Regions from separate parts of the Homo sapiens genome. Here region 1 is linked to region 2. A link is a loop called in an ENCODE intact Hi-C map of the cell type or tissue named here. Cell type or tissue: endothelial cell of umbilical vein. All regions are shown on one strand.

The links. Hi-C counts contacts between places; a loop is a spot of excess contacts. Peaks named below come from ENCODE experiments on the same cell type or tissue, not always from the same donor. Only the 100,000 strongest peaks of a DNase experiment are listed, where the experiment ranks them.
Region 1: it touches region 2 in a loop (2.0-fold over the local background); 3 of 110 quality-filtered maps call a loop at or near these places.

The regions. Positions count from the first base shown.
Region 1 is chr7:108,219,490-108,227,489 of GRCh38, forward strand. NRCAM (neuronal cell adhesion molecule) reads right to left here. Exons shown (of 33, transcript NM_001037132.4): 9 at 6,719-6,889; 10 at 6,156-6,212; 11 at 4,236-4,347. Among named protein-coding and RNA genes, the nearest start is that of LAMB4, 93 kb to the left of the region's middle. In endothelial cell of umbilical vein, no CTCF peak of the experiment used is centred here; a DNase peak (open chromatin) is centred at 3,202; H3K27ac peaks cover 979 bases.
Region 2 is chr7:108,290,104-108,298,103 of GRCh38, forward strand. All of the region lies in intron 3 of NRCAM (neuronal cell adhesion molecule), which reads right to left. Among named protein-coding and RNA genes, the nearest start is that of NRCAM, 160 kb to the right of the region's middle. In endothelial cell of umbilical vein, no CTCF peak of the experiment used is centred here; DNase peaks (open chromatin) are centred at 2,638, 3,308 and 4,748; H3K27ac peaks cover 5,395 bases.

The sequences.
Region 1 (8,000 bases), 71 kb before region 2:
AGATAATCCACCATGATCAAGTGGGTTGTATACTAGGGATGCAGGGATGGTTTAACATACACAAGTCAATAAATGTGATACACCACATAAACAGAATTAAAAACAAAAATCGCACGATCATCTCAATAGATGCAGAAAAAGTATCTGATAAAATCCAGCATCCCTTTATTATTAAAACTTTCAGCAAAATCAGCATGTAATGAACATACCTCAATGTAATAAAAGCCATCTATGTCAAACCCACAGCCAACATAATACTGAGTGGGGAAAAGTTGAAAGCATTCCCTCTGAGAAATGGAATAAGACAAGAATGCCCACTCTTACCACTCCTCTTCAACATAGTACTGGAAGTCCTAGCCAGAGCAATCAGACAAGAGAAAGAAATAAAGGGTATCCAAATTCGTAAAGAGGAAGTCAAACTGTCACTGTTTGCTGATGATATGATCATTTACCTTGAAAACCTTAAAGACTTCTCCAGAAAGGCCCTAGAACTCATAAAAGAATTCAGCAAAGTTTCCAGATACAAGATTAATGTACACAAATCAGTAGCTCTTCTATACACCAACAGCAACCAAGTAGAGAGTCAAATCAAGAACTCAACCCCCTTTATAATAGCTGCCAAAAAAAAAAAAATCCTTAGGAATATACCTAACCAAGGAGGCAAAAGACCTCTACAAGGAAAACTACAAAACACTACAAAAAGAAATCACAGACGACACAAATGAAAACACATCCCATGCTCATGGAAGAGTAGAATCAATATTGTGAAAATGACATACTGCCAAAAGCAATCTACAAATTCAATGCAATCCCCATCAAAATACCACCATTATTCTTTACAGAATTAGAAAAAAACATTCTAAAATTCATATGGAACCAAAGAAGACCCCACACAGCCAAAGCAAGACTAAGCAAAAAGAACAAATCTGGAGGCCTCACACTACCTGATTTCAAACTATACTATAAGGCCATGGTCACCAAAACAGCTTGATACTGGTATAAAAATACGCACAAAGACCAGTGGAACAGAATAGAGAACCCAGAGATAAACCCAAATACTTACAGCCAACTGATCTTCGACAAAGCAAACAAAAACATAAAGTGGGGAAAGGACACCCTTTTCAATAATTGGTGTTGGGATAATTGGCTAGCCACATGTAGGAGAATGAAACTGGATGTTCATCTCTCACCTTATATAAAAACCAACTCAAGATGAATTAAGAACTTAAATCTAAGACCTGAAATTATAAAAATTCTAGAAAATATCATAGGAAAACCCCTTCTAGATATTGGATTAGGCAAGGAATTCATGACCAAGAACCTGAAAGCAAATGCAATAAAAACAAAGATAAATACCTGGGACTTAATTAAATTAAAGAGCTTTTGCATGGCAAAAACAACAGTCAGCAGAGTAAACAGACAACCCACAGAGTGGGAGGAAATCTTCACAATCTATACATCTGACAAAGGACTAATATCCAGAATCTACAACAAACTCAAACAAATCAGCAAGAAAAAAACAGACAATCCCATCAAAAACTGGGCTAAGGACATGAATAGACAGTTTTCAAAAGAAGATACACAAATGGCCAACAAACATGAAAAAATGCTCAACATCACTAATGATCAGGGAAATGCAAATCAAAACCGCAATGCAATACCACCTTACTCCTGCAAGAATGGCCATAACCAAAAAATCAAAAAAACAGTAGATGTTGGCATGGATGCGGTTATCAGGGAACACTTCTACAGTGCTGGTGGGAATGTAAACTAGTACAGCCCCTATGGAAAACAGTGTGGAGATTCCTTAAAGTACCAAAAGTAGAACTGCCATTTCATCCAGGAATCCCACCACTGGGTATCTACCCAGAGGAAAAGAAGTCATTATACAGAAAAGATACTTGCACACGCATGTTTATAGCATCACAGTTTGCAACTGCAAAATCAGGGAACCAACCCAAATGCCCATCAATCAACAAGTGGATAAAGAAACTGTGGTATATATATATGTGATGGAATACTACTCAGCCATAAAAAGGAATGAATTAATGGCATTTGCGGTGACCTGGATGAGAATGGAGACTATTATTCTAAGTGAAGTAACTCAGGAATGGAAAACCAAACACTGTATGTTCTCACTGATATGTGGGAGCTAAGCTACGAGGACACAAAGGCATAAGAATAACACAATGGACTTTGGGGACTTCAGGGGAAGGGTGGAGGAGTGTTGAGGGACAAAAGACTACAAATAGAGTACAGCGTATATTGTTCGGGTGATGGGTGCACCAAAATCTCACAAATCACCACTAAATAACTTACTCCACTAAATAACTTACTCATGTAACCAAACACCACCTGTACCCCAATAACCTATGGAAAATAAAAAATAATTTAAAAAAGCTTAGCCCAGTCATCACATGGAACCATGAGAAATAATAAATTATGGTTCAAGCAAAAAAAAAAAAAGAAATGCAAGTGGTATTAATTGATTATAATATTGGTTTGGCTTGTTTGGTTAAGTAAGAAATAAACTGAGCATATGTATCTGATGAAATAGCTTCTAGAATTAAAACATGCTGTAAGTATAAAAATAAGTAGATTTTGAAAATCTATATACATGTGGAATCTGATAACATATTGATATTTCCTTATAGTCAGACTAATCTGCATCTCAGATGATATGAAGGTAAGAAGGAGATGGAGATGAAAGCATAGTTTCATAGTTTGAAATTATGAAAAAGCCATGAATTGTTTTGGAGGCCAGCTACTGTATTGAGCCATTGTCAGGAATTGGAAATATTTTGATTCTATAAGTCTGATGGCTGGTTGGTAAGTGATAGAGTCCCAATCTTGGTCTTACAACACTCCAAAGTTTTAAAAATTCTTTTGGGAGTATTGTGAAATTTCCAAATACCAACCATATTTTAGTTTTTTATGAAATATGTCATTTGTGGGAAAAGAAGTCATTAAATTGTGAGAATAGATACCTTCTGCTCCCAAAGGTTGGAGGCTGGCAGACTATGCCACTCTCTTACACCATAACGATGGAAACTGGGAGGATTTTTTTTTCTTAATTCTAGCAGAAGATATAGGGTTTTAACATATCTTTAAAAGGGGGTTTTGCTAGTTTTCCGTAGCTTGAGGAGCTGAGTAATGCATAGTATGATTTCCTGCCTCGGCCAGCGGAGGCCTCCACGTGCCTCCTGAAGTCAAGTTTTCCTGGATTCAGGAAGGAATGTGAAACCAATGAGTTGCCTGTCAAGGACAGCAGGGATCACATGTGAGGGCAGCACGTTTCTGAGATTCTATTCCAGGTTTTCAGCAGATGCGCCCATACCAATGGTGTTTGCTCTGTGTCAGGCAGAAGACAGGGACTATATAGAAATTCCTTGTAACACAGAGCTAACATCACAGTTGCTTTTGTATTTGGGCAAGGCCTCCCTGCAACTCCTGTCAAAGGCGCGTCAGTTCTGGGGTAGCTTCAATTTTGAAGTGTGCACAACTAAGTTATTTCAAAGAATCTAGGCTTGGCCTTGTGACCTGCCAATAGGAAGTAGGTGAAGGGACAGTGTGCTAGTTCTGAGGCTAGGATTTAAGAGGCAGGCCCTGTGCATGATGTCTGTTGTTAGGAGAATAAGCCAGGACAAGACTGCAAGAGAGATGTTAGCAACTTATGGCCATCAACTCAGATGCCCCAGTTAACAGCCAGTAGACCCCAAGAGCACTGCTGAGCCACCTAACAGATACATGAGCATGCTTAACTGAAATTAGCCGAACCTTGCTGGTTAGAGGACAACTGCTCTGTAGACCTCTTGACAAGTGATCAGTAATCAATAGCTATTATTTTTAAGCCACTAAATTTGAGGTGGCTGGTTACAAACTAGCAAAATAATATACTCTAATTATAATCATAGCAGTCACAAGGTGATTACTGATACTTATTTTAAGATACTACTACTATATTAACAAAATATTTTAACAATGAGACCTAATATTTCAACAATCATAAGGTGATTACTGATACTTATTTCAATAAGATTACTATTACATTAAAAAAATTATAACAATAATATGAGATTCATATGCCTACTTTGGAAATAATTACCAAATTTTTCTTGATGCTTGCTAGAATTAGTAGAAGACAATGACTCCTCCTATGATATTATTAACCTCTCTCTACCAACCTACTATATTTTTATAAGAAATGTACTTCAGGACAGAAAGTGTTAACTCACAGTCCTTCTGCAATGCACTCCAGTGAAAGCACATTTCCTCTTAATTCCTCTTTGTTACTTGCATTGCCTTCTGGAGTTAAAAATGTTGGTGGCCTCTCTCTACTTGATTTAGCTGCAAACAAGAAAATCAGTATGCATTACAACTTATAAATATGTATTTCTATAAACACTTCATTGTCAAAAAAGCTGTCTAAAATTCCAATCCCTTTTTAAGCTATTTAACATTAATTGTGAAATTTGTTAAGCTACATACACATACACACTCTCTGCGTTATAAGTAGTCATCACTTACTCAGTTACCCAGGAACAGAAACAATTTTGGTGGCATAAGCACTAATAATAAGGACTGTTTTCCTTTTGTATACTCCCTTAATTTGGGTTAGGTTTTTACAAATTTTCTGTGGGTTAGAAAATTTTCAATATGTTGACATGGAGAGGAAAATCATGTTATCAAACTACATTTCCCTTAGGATTAGTGCTTAGGTCGAAGCAAAAATTAACTGTCTATCTTCTGGAAGATGTTAGATTTTTATAAAGATATGGTTATAGAAGGGGTATTCTGGTTTACAGTGGGGACAACATTATAGCCAATACCACTGATTAATCATATTAAGATCCTCAAACTGTGAGGTTTATGGAAAACAAAAGTAGAGAGTTACTGACAGAGGTCTTGCAAATATTATGCCACAAAATAAGAATAATGGTGGAGTTAAATAAATGGAAATCATTTTCCTCAATAAAAAAATAAAGAGGATCCAAGTCAAAGATCTTAGGGATAGTTACACAGGCCATCTTCTTTTTTATGGAGGCCTTTCCAAAACATAGCCTTATCTTCTGAAGGTTTCTTAGAAAAACTTGGAGCAGAAATTACATCATCTTAAGGTTTTATAGCCCTTGAAGGTTTTCAACTCTTTAATGCATTATCTACTTGATGCTTATAAAAATTTAATGAAAAGGTCATATACTATGAATTATTCTCATTTCTCAGAAGAAAAAATTCAATGCCAGAAGATATATTACTTGAGAAAAATTAGTTTTCCTAAGAATTTAGAGATTGTAGCGGGGAAACTTACTCCTCTAAAATCACTTTGGGAATGGTCTTGGGGCCCATATTTTTCAGGAGTATATTCAAATAAAATAACAGAAAGCAGCAGTTGTGGAGTGTCTATCTTGGTCACTGATGAGACCTTAATGTCTTTTACTTATATCTCAAGGGTGAAAAATTAATACAGCAGAAATTCTACCTTATGGATAATTAAGAGGACCCTTTATCCAAAACCCATTATTTTCATTCATAGACTCTACTTGAGAACATTTCCCTTAAGGGAATCAAATTCATTTCTATCTAAAATAATGAAGGTAAATGCTCTACTTTTAAAAAGATTACTTCCATTGAAGACAGTGACTTGGTTTGACTTACTTTTAAACAAAACTAAGAGAGAAATCTCATTGCTAATTATATTGATAATGTCACATGAAAACAGATGACAAGTGTGATGATTTACTATGAAATCCCCTTAATGTTAGTTGCTAAAAGCTTTGATGAGTCAGTATTCTAGCAAGTTAATGCACCCTGCCAACTCTTACTTAGTTCACAAGAAAAGTTTGGAACAGAACAAAACATGGAAAACATAATTCTGAACGTACGTGAAAGGTTTTTCCAAATCAGTGAAATGGTTCTTTACACGCAAACAGTTACAACAGGTTTCATTATTACACATACATCATGGAAAATGCTCTAGTGGCATGCTTCAAAGTTTATAGGTAAATTTCATAAGAAACATACATTTATACTAGTGGTATTTAACATATAACTAGAAATCTCATAAAGAAATAAGGTTAAATAGTCATGGAGGTGAAGTTAGTGAACTAAATTCTACAATGAAGGAGAGAATATCAGTTACAATCACCATAACTCACCACCATAAAACTCAGTGTCACTCAAATTAGCAGCTATAGTGTCATTCAATTCATCCACTGAAATAAACAGAATATTATGAAGAGGGCATAAAAGTGGGGGAGAAGGGTCAAAAAGTATTGGGCAATAAAAGCAAACATATGCAGCTATCCTGACCGAGTGCTGTTCCTATCAAGTAAAAACAGTGCTTTACATTGTACATGACTAACTCATTAATTTACTCAGCCACCCCCACCAGGAATATGCAGACATTTAACTTAAGCTGCAGGACCGCCAATAAGAGGCACTGTGGAGCATAAAGCACACATAAATGCTCAGAACACCAGGTGGTTCAGAAGGTTATCATGGAACCAGTCATGACAATAAAAGCAAAAAATGTAAAATCCAATATTAAGGGTATGCACAATCTTTATAACATATATGCCAACACTTTAGTGAGCATTCATGGGTGGCTTCCTGATAATGAACCTGTTTACTTCAAAGTCAGTAGTATATAATAGTTTCTATATTTTGCACATATTTGTAAATGTCATTGAAGGGGAGATTTGGGAAGCTGAACTCTTACCTGAAATCACCTTCACAGAAATAGGTTGCTTCTGCTGTATGGTTTGAGTATGATTAAATCTAGCATAACAGATATAGTCTTCGCGGGTGTCCTCTGGGAGGACATTGGAAAAATAAAGGTCCCCATTCAAACCTTGAGAAACTCTCTCACTTTGTGGAAGTCTTTGAAAGGCTGGAGAAAGGCAGAGAGATATCAAGATTATTCCATCATAAAGTGGCTACCCTCCAAATTAGCAAGATAAATGTACCTACTAATAGGTCTGTGAACTTCATTTGAATATATTTTTTCTCTATATAGCTCTTTGGGTAAAAGCAAATAACTGTAAAAAAAAAAAAAAAAATACGTAACACACTAAAACTCTAACTCTACTTCCCTGACAGTAACTTCTCTGGGGTGGGGGCAGAGGTGAGATTAGAGTTATACAGTGAAATCTTTTTTTAAGCAAAAGTGAACAAAATATGTTTTATAAAAAGTTGGCGTGACTTTTCCTAATATCTGAGTCCCTAACTGTTAAGTACACATACACATATATCTTAGAAAATCATTAAGGAAGCTTCTAAAATTGTTAACATGGGTTGCATCTACACACAACATTCAGAAACTAAATACGTGGAGACCATCTAACAATGAGCTGGGTCCTGTGCTAGGCACTGGGCATGCCAGAGTCCCAGCCCTGTCTGAGCTCATCATCCAGTTGAAGAATCAGGCAGCAAATGGCCAGCTGACAGTAACTGGGTGTGATGATGACACTATTTATTTAATGCTGCAACCTGCCCCTCACAAGCCTCCCAAGCCCAGTTCCTCCACCTCCTCTACAATTCTTTTCTGAATTAATTATCACCTTCTGGCATACTACATATCTACTCATCATACATATGACTTATTGCCTATTTCCTGCACTAGAATTTAAGCTCCAGGACGGTGAACACTTTCATCTGTTTTGTCCACTGGAACAGTGCCTGGCCCTTCACGGGGCTCCTTTAAATGTGCACTGAAGGATTAAGTGAGTAACCATCAGCACTCTGACTTTCCAGTGTCAAGCATAATAATTTATTAGTACTTCCCCTTAGGTCCAGTTAAGGAACTATCTTGCCTTAGGTAGGAGGATTTTCTTTATCTTTTATGGACACATAATAAACTGTACATATTTGTGGGGTACAATGTGATATTTCAATACACATATACATTGTGTAATGATCAAATCATGGTAATTAGCATACCCATCACCTTAGACAGTTACGATTTCTTTGTTGTGAAAACGTTCAAAATCCTCTCTTCTAGC
Region 2 (8,000 bases):
TCTCAAAGCCAACAAAGGTTAACATTCAATGTTAGCTAAATCCAATAAATTTGTCAGTTAGAAAAATAATACTGTCATGAGACGTGCATCCTTTTTGCCTTTCCTAATCTTCTTGCATACTATGTGGGCATTACCAGTAGTCAAATTGAAAGAATAAGGACTAGGAAGACAAACTAAGGAGGAAAAAGCAGAAAGCAAAAAGGATCATCTGCCCTTAAAATGATGTGTTGGGTGCCGTATTTTCCCACTGCTGACCACCAGACTTCCTTGTCCTGAGCAAACATACTACTACTGTACTTGGTTTAACTCATTCAGATGGGAACAACACCATTCTTATCTGACACAAAAGCTAAAAACCATTTTCCTCAAACATTTAAAAAGGAATCATTTAGATCCTTAAAAAGTTGAATCAGCAACTCTCAGAGAAGGACAGAGCTGGGTCAACAGTACAGTACAAAGCAAGCATTTCTACTCTTTGTGATTACAACTATCTAAACATTTCCGACAGATTTCATGTGGTAATGTTTTTCTGAATGCCATTTTACAGAACTTAAACAATAAAGAATTAAAGTTAAAACTTGAAAAAGATAATCAAAGAAAATGAACTGTAATCGTTTTTTAGAAGCTAAATTGCATCAACATTTGACTATCCATTATGTCTTTTGTCATTTCAGCATTATGTACTATCATTATCTATTCTTTCAGGGTTCTGAAAAGGCTTTAGAATCTGCTGATTGTCATCAACTCGCTACTGTAGCCTCAAAGCTCTGCAGCACTGCTGGACCATGGCAAATGTAAAAAAGATAGTTAACTATTGCAAATAGGGTTTCTGCTGCCAGATAAACAGCATTACAAAGCTGGAGTTAAGAGTGCTCACATCTGGGCACTTTCAGAGAGAAATCTTTCAGAGAAAATGAACAAAACCACTTGGGATTAGTCACATTTCCAATGCGAAAACCGGCGAGTCCAGAATCTAGTCACTCAGTCGTTGACAGATAAAATATAGAAGATCAAAAGAAAAGGGCTGCATTTCTGGGCAACTCCTTCCTCCATATAACCTCAATCCAACACCAAATTAATTTACATAGCATGAGTGTTCTGAATTAAACATGCCATGGAAATATTTTATTATCTCCTGCATTTACTTTGGATAAATACTACTTAATTGGACTCCCTTCTGAGTAATTCAAAATGCACTATCTCAATGGGAAATAGAATTAGTTTCATTATGCAATTTATTTTTTAGTTAAAAATAGCCAGCGAACAAGCAAATGCTTAGAGGTCATATGCCTGATGCTATATAATTAGAAAACCAGAGATTAATACAGTGTAATGACTGGCATAACAACATAGAAAAAGACAAGTTGATTTTAAAGAGTTTGTACTTTCTCAAATGTGTCTTTCTTGACAGGTAAGCATGAGTCAGGACTGGCTAACGATAGTTATCACTGACTGGTTTTTAAGTATATTTGTTATGTATGTATATACTTAATGCATCTAAATGAAGACAGTGATCAATGTTTCTTTTGACCGTGCCTGAAACTAATATATCACCACAAATTCTCTAAGTTACAGAGAACAGGAGAGGAAGAGAGACAGAGCGACAGAGAGAGAAGAGAAAAGAAAGTATAGAGGAAGAGACACAATTTTATTACTCCATAAGAGGAGTTGCAACCTGACTATAATCTTAAACTAAAACATTTAAAAAAAGGATCTGAAATCTAAATGGCCGTAATTTTCTGAAAGAACACTGTGGTGTTACACAAAGACAACCTGACAGAAATCAGAAAGTCTTTGTTTCCAATTAGTTTAGTGGTCTCAAACTCAAATGCCTAAGGGGGCCAAGCAGTTAAAGCTAAAGAATACAGCTGTGCAGCGGAGGAAAGGGCACTGGGGCCCCGCTTAAACAGTGCAGGGTGCTGCTACTCAGCTTTAGCTGATAGTGGTCAGGGAAATATACACCCAGTTTTGCAGATCACTTCATTTTTCTTTTAGCCAGAAATTCAAACTTTTATATGAAATCAACTGTTTTTTAAAATGGTACCAACTAATTTAAAAGTGCTATGTGGCTTCAGGGCTCTGGGTGTAAGAAATACATCCAGGGCCAGATGCTGTCTAGACCTTGCATGGCTACTAAGTAGCTCTGGTCCCTTTGGGACTGTTTCCTAATCGGTAAAATAATATGTCCAAGTTTCTGTTGGCACTAGATGCTTATTCTGGTCCTTTTATGTAGCACATTTCTTTACTTGTGAAAAAACGGTTTAGATATTTTAATTTCCAGTGTTAGAATACTGAAACAATATCAAAGTCAGAAAGGATAACCTGAAAACATGGATGCAATTGAAGTTTTAGAGACTTGCTTACTAACTCAGGAGTATGTTTTATCCACAAAAGTTTGTGTTGTTAAATATGTCACACAGAGTTAAGTAAAAAATCATCAAACCAGTAGAGACAGCAGTTTCAATTTTTGAGAGGCAATGCTTCCTAGTGGTCAAGAATACACACTGGAACCAGTCTGACCTTGGTTCAAAGCCCAGCTCCTCACTTACTAACTGACCTTATGCAAGTTACTTAAGGTCTGTATGCCTCAATTTCCTCATCTGTAAAAATGGGGATCACGGCTCCTATCTCATAGGGTTATTACGAAGTTTAAGTGAGTCAGTGGAAAGTGCTTAGAATGGTGGCTGACACAGAGAAAGCATTAGGAAAAAATTAGCTGTTGTTATTTTAACTGGCGTAAAACAGCTGAGTGTTAAAAGCACAAATGAATAGCTAAATCCAGCAAATCTCCTACACTGGTTGAGCTAGCATTTTACTGTAAAATATTTAAAAGACATTAAACCCAATCTTTATCTGATGAAGGCCCAAATCAATGGTTTGCTAAAATCCATTTACAAGTTACTCCACTGGTAACTTGTAAATGAAGACCTAACATGCAACAATTCATAGAAATCTAACAGAGGTCAACCCAGAAAACGGGGGTCAATGCAGTGGAACAGGGGCCATGGAAAATCAAACGGTGTGAATGCCTCATCCTTGGTTTCCACCCCCTTGTGATTAATTAACAGCCTTACTGCATCCACCCACCAGCTGTATCCTAGCTCATAGGCCTGACCCCAACTGAGGACTACAACAGTATCATGAAAACTGTGCTTCTAATTGTCCAGCGGGCGATCACGGCTTGGCTAAGAAAGGCTCTTTTCACTCCCCTCCTTTCTGATTAACTAGATGGCTTTATAAATCGCCTTAATAAGTTCATTTGTGTAACCCAAGGCTAGCTGCCCTTCCTTCCTGCTGCTAAGAGGGCTCAGCTGCTTATCTTTGGATATGACCCATCAGAAGAGAATTGCAAAAAAACATTTTTAAATCTGCTAAATTGACAAGCAACGCTGATCTCACGTCTCCCCTAATTTAGTCATGTTTTCCTACGTCATAAAGGAAGTCTAAGTGCAGGCAGTACACTGTGATACTGGCAGAAATCTTTTGTAGATTATTTTAAAACCCTTATGATTGTCTCCTAAGCAGTAAATTTGATAACTGCCAACAGGACTGTGTAAAGTAACTAAAATTCACAGACATTTTTATCATTTCTAAAAGGTTTTCATATGTATTATATCATTTAGTCTTCACCAAAACTCTGCAAGATATTATTATTATTCTTCTCTTTTTACAAATGAGAGATTTAGGCTCAGAGAGCTTACGTAACTTGTATAAGATCACATTATTACTGTGAGTTAGATACCGGCTTGATTTCAGGTCTTCTAATTTTAAACTCAGGGCTCTTTCCACTATCACACATGTGCTGATTAATTCACCTATTGTCTTTTAGCCCACACCTGTTCCTCTATACCTTATACTACTGGAGCCAGGAGTTTGCACCCTAAATTTCTCATACTCTTACTAGTTGTCTTTCCCTTGGGTTCTGCTAATTGGAGGTACTGGTGAGCAATAAGAAAGCAGGATAAAGACAAAAGATTCTTGGTTCTGAATCTTAAAATGAGGCAGTTGATGGCAATTGCTGTAGGAGCAGTAGGGTTGATGTGATTTTGGGCTCCAGCAGCCCAGGAAAAGCCAGCACTTTCTTTACTGGTTTTTTTTTTTTTTTTTTTTTTTTTTTCCTTTTTTGAGACAGCAGCTCTTGAGTGAACTCACAGTCAAACTCAAGTGTCACCAACCCACTTGGACTTTCAGGAACAAGCTCATGGGCTCCTGCCCAGAAGGGCTAACTGCTTCGAATCTGGGGATCACCTCTTCTTCCTTTATGTTCCTCCAACACCCCTCTTTCTCCCTGTTGCAGTTCCAGCTTTTCCAGTATATTTCCTTGTTCAAAATTCCTAAAGTGGCTTCCATTTTCCTGCTGAATGTTGCTTTGCACCCAGATGGAAGTCAAGGATATTAAAAGGGATATAAAGCAAATGACACTGTCCCTGCCTTGAAGGAATGTGTAATTTTCTAGATGATAGAACGAATGCATTTGAACCAAGAATAAACAAAATAGACATATCCAAGGGCTTAGGTAAATTGTACACAGACTACTTGTGCAATGGGAAGGAAAATGGGCACTTCATCACAAACTCTATTTGTGTGCTGTGAGGAGAGGGACTTGCATTTATGTTTTGCCTTTGGCATGCAGTCTAGTCTGTTCTCAGTGGATCCAGAAGCAGCCCCTTGTCTAGCTCACCCTTACGGTCTTCCGAATCACTTCCCCTTTTTTGGACATGCTTAGTTTATACTTCCTGCCCCGCAGCCATCTCTGGTGCCAAGTTGTCTGCCCCATTCTTGTTCAGTTTCCTGTTCATTAACTTCTGGCTCATTATTACATTAGTATCCCTAAAGTCCACATTTGCATCACCACACATGAAAAACGTTTTGTCTATAGCAAAAAGGGGCACAGTGATGACATATATGATTTGGTACAGAACTACTAATAACAACAGGGGTTAAGAATGGGTGAAAAAGTGATTAAATGATGAAGAGATTGTCAAGTATTTTGCAGCCCTCATTAAATCTGTTGATTTTGTATTTTTCCCCTAAAATGGAAGAATTCTGTGTCATTTGGGATTAAGTTTTATTTAATTTTAAAATGACAACTACTCTTTACAGAGGGCTCGCTCTGTACTAGGCACTTTTCATATGTTAACTTTTTTACACCTCTCTAAAATCAAATGTTCTATAGATGAGTAAAGTGGGGTCTACAGCAGCTAAGTTACTTCTCCATTCTCTTAGTCTATTCAGGCTGTTATAACAAAGTACCATAAACAGGGTAACATAACAGAAATTTACTTGTCACAATTCTGGAGGCTGGGAAATCAAAGGCCAAGGTGCTGGCAGATTCCATGTCTGATGAAGACCTACTTCTTGGTTCACAGATAATTTCTTGCTATGTCCACCCACAGTAGAATAGGGCAAGACAGCTCCCCGGGGCCTCTTCCTAAAGGCACTAATCCCATCCAATAGGGCTTAACCTCATGACTTAATCAACTTTCAAAGACACCACATCCTAATGCCATCACATCAGAGATTTAGGCTTCAACATATGAATTTTGGGGGGACACAAACATTCACCTCATAGCATTCATTGTTTCTTGTTATTGGCAAAGCCAAGACTCACATTGTCTAAGTTATTTGACTTTTGAGTCCGCAGATGTGAAAACAGTGCTAAACAGTCCATCTTCATGAGTGGAGAACAGCATTTGTGACAACCACCAAAGTACCTCTGTGGTCAGTGTCCTCAACCAGGGCACAGCATCATGGACCAGAGCCTCTGCAGGGCACAGAGGAGTGGTGAGGAACAGGGGCTCTGGAGCAACCCCACTTCCCTCTGCTTTGTATATGGGGGGTTCTGCACATGACTGCATTTGAAAAGGGCTTCACTGCGCTTGCTGAAGGAGTGCACTTGAGCTAGCGGAGAGTTCCCAGAGGGTGTCTGGAAGAAGCAAAGGCTATTCTTTGTTTCACTCAGTTATAGATGGAAGTCAGACACTTCTGCCTGAAGTACTTTCACACACTCCACAGTCTTAAGAAGGATGGAGAAAGCATGCCAACTACTCAGAGAACCACAGGTGTTCAAGCAATGGTATCCTTTTATCCCTACAACTAGTGGACAAAGTGGGGCCTCTGTAATTGTGAAGCTAGGAAAACTTCTCTGTGGTCTCTTCCAATCGTGCACATTTTCTTACACAGGTACTGGCCTTTACCCCTCTCCTCAGCTATTAATATCCTAATATCTTTGCCTAGAAAGAACTGAAGTAGAGCCACTAAAGTATTACTTATGGATGAAACCTCAGAGGTTTCATTTCAGCAAGGATCAGAGCAGAAAGTCCCTGGCACATGGAAGAATATACAGGTGACTCAGAGCGCTAATGCCATGTCTGATATGTGACTGAAGCAGTAGCAACTCAATAAATATAGAACTGAATTAAGGAAACCAAGCCTAGGAGGAGAAGTTCAGGCATTAGCCAGCAGGTCAGGATGGTTTTTGGAGGGAGGGGGATTGTAGGGGGTCTTCATACCCTGATATCAAATATGAATGCAGGGTCTGGATCAGGTCTTGAGAATAGATATTTTTTACTGTATGAATAAGAAACATGTTGGCTTTAATGTTAGTACTACAAAACACAGACCCTGTAATTAGAAGGCCATTAGGAACATTGTTCTTATTCATATGATCTCTTGTGCTTTTACAACTGGCAAATTAAATTAATTATTAAAAGAAAAATCTCTAAGAAACAAATAACGAGAATCCTTCTCCCCAAATAATCCGTTTCCCTATACCATTACAGAAAATGATGTCACTTTGACAGAATTATTAATGTTATTTACATCCTGAGCAATGCATTCTTTTAACCCGAAAGAGGGTACTAGGCAAAAAAATTAATTTCTTTGAGAACAAGCATTTTTACTTAAAATATATGTGGCTGTGTCGATTAAGAGCCTCCTCTGTGTCAGTGCCAGGCATTAGTCACAAGCCAAAGGCCCAATCAGTCTTTGTAAACTTATGATCGGCTTTCAACCCCACAAAGCCTGTGTTTGTCAGTAGGATACTTGCTTCTCCAACTACTGGTTAAAGGATCAGTGACATACTTCAAAGATTTTGAGAACAGTTTCTGTTCTTTTTGAAGAGTATTTATTCTCTCAAAAACAAATGCTAGATTTGTTCATTTGGTCCAAAAAATGAGAGGAACATTTCTTTTGATTGTTTTCCAACTCTACCTCCGCATTTTAACAATGGAAAGCCACAATACCCTTTCCTCCTGCTAGCAGAATTTGTGAGTAAGCTGAGTTCCAAAAAAATGCCATTTCTAAAGCTTTAGAAATCAGGGTGTCACAGAAAATTAAAGCAGCATTTAATTAGCTAACAACATTATCTGACAAAGGGATGAAACTTTCATTATCTGACAAAGAGCTGAAACTTTAATGTTTCATAAGTCATCATTCATTCATTCATTTGTTCATTGAGCAAATTAAGTACCTATTACATGCCAGGCAGTGTTCTTGGTGCTGGGATACATTCATGAACACAATAGTCCAAAGTTTCTGTCCTCACAAACCTTACATTCTAAAGGGAGGGAAACATAAAAAAAACAACAACTGCAAATTATATAGTTTCTTAGGTGGTATTACAGAGAAAAAAAATAAAACAAAGGAAGGGGTACAGGGGTTCCAACATGTCAATGTGTGTGTGTGCATGCGCACGTATGTGTGTGTATATGCACATGCGTAATATACTTTCTTGCCACAGGTTCAGGAAATAACTCACCAGAAAATGATATCTGAGCAAAGACCTAAAGAAGAAGCAGCGAGCTATGGGGATATGTGCAGGAAGAGTGTTCCAGACAGAGGGAGCCTCGGTGAAAGACCCTGTGGTGGGAGCATCCTGGCTTGCTCATGGGGCATCAAGGAGGCCAGTCCACCTGCAGCAGAGTCAGGACAGGGCTTTGGCTTTGTACAAGCTTAATTAAGACAAAGAAACAGTAAAACACCCAGAATAAAACACTTTA